Regions from separate parts of the Homo sapiens genome. Here region 2 is linked to region 1. Evidence: read pairs that join two places in POLR2A ChIA-PET (ENCODE). Cell type or tissue: OCI-LY7. All regions are shown on one strand.

Evidence for each region. ChIA-PET counts read pairs that join two places held together with the same protein. Peaks named below come from ENCODE experiments on the same cell type or tissue, not always from the same donor. Only the 100,000 strongest peaks of a DNase experiment are listed, where the experiment ranks them.
Region 2: POLR2A ChIA-PET joins it to region 1 with 8 read pairs; 25 of 35 experiments call an interaction of 5 or more read pairs at or near these places.

What each region holds. Positions count from the first base shown.
Region 1 is chr1:27,241,571-27,244,070 of GRCh38, reverse strand. The region is part of intron 1 of WDTC1 (WD and tetratricopeptide repeats 1); the gene reads right to left. Among named protein-coding and RNA genes, the nearest start is that of WDTC1, 8.2 kb to the right of the region's middle. In OCI-LY7, no CTCF peak of the experiment used is centred here; no DNase peak of the experiment used is centred here.
Region 2 is chr1:27,147,952-27,150,451 of GRCh38, reverse strand. The region is part of intron 1 of SLC9A1 (solute carrier family 9 member A1); the gene reads left to right. Among named protein-coding and RNA genes, the nearest start is that of SLC9A1, 5.9 kb to the left of the region's middle. In OCI-LY7, no CTCF peak of the experiment used is centred here; DNase peaks (open chromatin) are centred at 1,191, 1,641 and 2,141; H3K4me3 peaks cover 2,293 bases; H3K27ac peaks cover 2,333 bases.

The sequences.
Region 1 (2,500 bases):
GGGCCCAAGAGATCCTCCCATCTCATCAGCCTCCCGAGTAGTTGGGACCACGGGCATGCACCACCCACACACACCTGGCTAATTTTTGCATTTTTTTTTTTTTTTTTTGTAGAGATGGGGTTTCACCATGCTGCCCAGGCTGGTCTCGAACTCCTGGGCTCAAGCGATCTGCCCACCTCAGCCTCCCAAAGTGTTGGGATTATAGGCATGAGTCACCATGCCAGACCCTGACTTGACACTTCTAAACCTTAGTTTCCTAATCTGATAATACCTACCTCTGCAGGGTGAGGAGGAACAGAAGCGCTTGCATGTAAAATGCCTGACACTGATCCTATTAAATAATATTTATTGAACATTCTAACAGTTTACAAGTGTCATCTCACAGACTCCTCATAATAATCCTATGAGACAGGTGCTATTGTTATCCTCATCTTACAGATGCAGGATCTGAGGCACAGAAAAGTGAAGTTGCCAAAGCTACACAGTTCTTAGACAGAGAGTCAACCTATACAGTCTGACTCCAGGGGCCAGGCCATTGGCCACTAAATAATAATTACTGGGCCGGGTGTGGTGGCTCACACCTGTAATCCAGCACTTTGGGAGGCCAAGGCGGGCAGATCACTTGAGGTCAGGAGTTCCAGACCAGCCTGGCCAATGTGGTGAAACCCTGTCTCTATTAAAAATACAAAAATTAGCCGGACATGGTGGCAGGCGCCTGTAATCCCAGCTGCTGGGGAGGCTGAGGCAGGAGAATCACTTGAACTCAGGAGGCAGAGGTTGCAGTGAGCCAAGATCGAGATCATGCCACTGCACTTCAGCCTGGGTGACAGAGTGAGACATTGTCTCAAAAAAAAAAAAAAAAAAAAAAAAAATTACTGGCCAGGGAGCAGCGGCTCACACCTGTAATATCAGTATTGATACAATTTCAGGAAGCTGCTGAAACTTTGTCTCTTACCATTCCTTAGGGTTAAGCTGCCTTGACTCTGCTGATCTCAAACACAAATTTAAAGAGTGCCATTTCAAGGTCATGGACTAAGTTGGTACAAGGACAGTTTCTGGGAAAGCTTTCGCTGGTAGGATAGACTCATCACCAAAGCATCTTCAGGAAACTTCTTAGCCATCTTTGAGGCTCCTGGCTTAAATAATCCCATGTAGGACTGCTTGAGGTTTTCTCTGCAGAAGAGAGCTGCTTCTAAGCAATGCTTTACTTTCTGGGAAGCTTTAGATAAAAACTCACCTTGATGTCTTCTCCCCTGCCCAGTGGGCTCCGTATTGCTGTTTGAGCTTTTAAGAGACAGGGTCGCCTGGGTGCGGTGGCTCACGCCTGTAATCCCAGCACTTTGGGAGGCCGAGGTGGGTGAATCACCTGAGGTCAGGAGTTTGAGGCCAGCCTGACCAACATGGTGAAACCCTGTCTCTACTAAATACAAAAAATTAGCCAGGCGTGGTGGTGCATACCCGTTATCCCAGCTACTCGGGAGGCTGAGGCAGGAGAATCACTTGAACCCGGGAGGCAGAGGTTGCAGTGAGCCGAGATTGCACCATTGCACTCCAGCCTGGGCGACAGGAGCGAAACTCCGTCTCCGTCTCAAAAAAAAAAGAGACAGGGTCTAGCTCTGTTCCCCAGGCTGGAATGGAATGTAGCACTATCACAGTTTACTGCAACTTTGAACTCCTAGGCTTAAGGGATCCTCCTGCCTCAGCCTCTTGAGTAGCTAGGATTACAGGTGCAAATCACCATGCCTGGCTACTTTTATTTTTATTTTTTGTAGAGATGGGGGTCTCATCATTTTGCCCAGGCTGTTCTTGAAGTCCAGGCCTCAAACAATCCTCCCATCTCACCCTCCCAAAGTGCTAGGGTTACAAGTGTGAACCATCTGGCCAGGCACGGTGGCTCATCCCCGTAATCCCAACACTTTGGGAGGCCAAGGCAGGAGGATCACTGGAGGTCAGGAGTTGGAGACCAGCCTGGCCAACATGGTAAAACCCCGTCTCTACTAAAAATACAAAAATTAGCCAGGCGTGATGGCACACGCCTGTAATCCTAGCTACTCAGGAGGCTGAGGCAAGAGAATCGCTTGAACCCAGGAGCCTGAGGCTGCAGTGAGCCAAGATTGCACCACTGCACTCCATCTTGGGTGACACAGCGAGACTCTCAAAAAAAAAAAAACAAAAAAAAACAGTGTGAGACATCACACCCAGCCACTTGTTTGAGCTTTGTGAAAATTTTTTCTGGATGTTTTCAGAACTTTGTTTTCCAGTGATCATAGCTAATTTTCCTGTCTGCTCTTAGGCCTCACAATTACCTTAAGATAGTGGAAGGAAACAGAGAAAAGGGAGCATATTTTGATAATGCTATACTCTCTCACTATTTAAAAGCATCTGCAGTCTTTAACTTGCATCCTGACAAATCCTGCCACAATTCAAAATATCTCTTGTAGAGAAGGCTCTGGAGTTTCATCCTGTAACTCTACTACTAGCTGCAAGGTCAAGGAAAACT
Region 2 (2,500 bases), 94 kb after region 1:
CTCACTGTAACTCAGCTCACCACTGGCATCTCCTGCAATTGTTTACCCATGTTCCTGACCCAGAATGCCTGGCAGAGGCCCGGGAGCCCATAAAGCAGGTATTCATCTTGTCTCCTGACCAGGGACACAAAAGGCTTCTTTTGTCCCTTTATATCTTATAGCTTTTTTTGGTTTTGGTCTTTGCAAGGCGAATCCTGCCATCTCCTCTGTAGATTAAGTCTGTGAATAGGGGAGATGGGGTCACTGCCCACTTCACATGCATGGATATCAGACCCAGCAACTGGTTTCCTATAAAAATGACACTAGAAGGTGCCTCTCTCACTTCTCAAAAGAAGAGAAGAACAAATAGCCTAAAGGTCACCTTGAAACTGTCTCAAGAAGCCCAGATAGGACTCTAAAAAGGAAGCGATGACCTTTTTCTCTTTGGGAAAATAGCAGACTGACTGCAGAACAGTGGGAGGGAGGTCAGCTGGGGACTGGGAGGAAGGCTTCAGGTAGGACATGTGTCTCTAGGAGTGCCAAGGCACTTAGAGGGCTTAGTTGGTCAGATTGCCCAGACTTCATTCAGCTGAGCACCCTCGAAGTTTGCCTTTCCTCTCCTTCCAAGCCAGCCCCATGGCGTCCAGCCCTGGTACAAAGGAAAGACGTAGTCAGAAGCCCTGGGTTCTGCTCCTGATGCTGCCTCTCAGTACCTGTGTGACCATGAACCTTGAGGTTCATGCACCTCATTCTCTGAACCTGACTTGCCTCATCCTTAAGACCAACGTAGAGGCTGAACGTGGGAATGCCTGGTAGAGTGCCCAGCTCACTGTAGTAACTTTCAGGGCCGTGCAGATTCTTCCCCTTTTGGGAGGTCTTCCCAGCCCACAGCAGTCACTTTCTCTTTCTCTCCCAAACCCTTTTCCCTTATTGTTTATCCATAACAGTGGCATTAGGCCTTGCCTGCCCTGTGACATCTCCTGTGTTGAACGGGTGTGTGTGTTTTAATAATAGTTGCCACTTAGTATCTACAGAGTAGTGTCAGGCACTTTATAAAAGCAATCTTATTTAATCCCTACTCAAATCACATGAGATAAAAGCTGTCTCTGTTTTGCAGATGAGGAAATGGCTCAGAGAGGTTATCTTCAGTGATGTCAAATTGCTATTTATTGTCTGTTCGAGTCTTGGCATAGCCTGCTAGAGGGGTGCAGCTGCATCTCCTGCCTCTGGCATTCCCGCAGCAGATGCACATGGCCCTGCACTGAGAAGCGCCCAGCTCACTGCACCTGCACTCAGGAATTGTAGGACTCCCTCTAGGAGTTGGGCACATGTCGTTGGTGGGAGCCCTGTCCCTGCCTTGAGAAAGCTGTAGGTGTTCTGTGTCCAGCTGTGCACCTGTCCTTTGTTTTTGTGAGTCTTCTTGGATGCACCTGAATCCTGCATTCAGGAGGCCTATCCCTTGTTCTCTGCTAGCAACCCTGCCTGCTATCTCTCTTCCGGTGCCCTCTCAGCCATCAGACCAGAGCTTGCTTCTTCCCTGCTTGGGCAGGGAAGTGCCAGGTAAAGGGTGGTCTCCTTTAGCCACAAGGGGTGGCTGACCTTATGACCTCCCGCCTCTGAGCAGAAAGGTGACAGGCTGCTTTTGGTTACCCTCAGGGCCCAGCAGAGTCCCCTGAGAGGCAGCCTCTGTTGGGAGCAGGTGGCACAACTTTGTTTAGCTCTACAAGGCAGGAGGAGTTTAATAGTACTTCTCATTAGCACTGAAATTTGTTTCCAAAGCACTTGTGTGTACAATATTTAATTTAGATCTTCTCAGTGGTCCTGTGGGTTAGAATAGCATGTGGTATTGATGTGTTCATCATTTTACATCTAAGGAAATTGAGCCTTCGGTTGTGACCTGCCTGAGGTCACTTAGCATGCCTGGGACTAATCACTCAAGGCCAAACTCTCTCCTGCCAGGCCAACATGCTGGGTTCTTGTTGGATCAAGGGGGATGAGAGATTTAAAGGGGCTTTGAGGAGAGTCAATGACCAGACACATCCACATTGGTAACCTGGATTGTTGTCAGGAGGGACACCTGTTCCTCCTGTAGGCAGGAAGGGCTAAAGGGTCTGGGTGGTCTGGAGCCTTGACAGCTTTGGCTCAGCTCCAAGTTCTTTTCTACAACTTGAACATACCTGTATTTGCATGAAGGAGGATGAGGGCCAGAGTTGCACTGGGGACTGACATTCTCATAGCCCTTATCTGTGGAGCAGCAAATCTTTGAAATGGAGGACTTGTCCTTTCCCCCAGAATGTTGCATGCCCTCTGGGAGAGAAAAGGAGAGGCAGAGAAATGATTACAATGGAAAACATGTAGGATGGGGTGAAAGGTTAAGATACCTGAGATCTAGTCTCAGCTCTCTGTTGCCCAGCTGTGTGACTTTAGGCAAGGCATAACCTCTCTGAGCCCCTGTTTTCTTTTTTCTTTTTTTTTTTGATACAAGAGTTTCGCTCTTTTTGCCCAGGCTGGAGTGCAATAG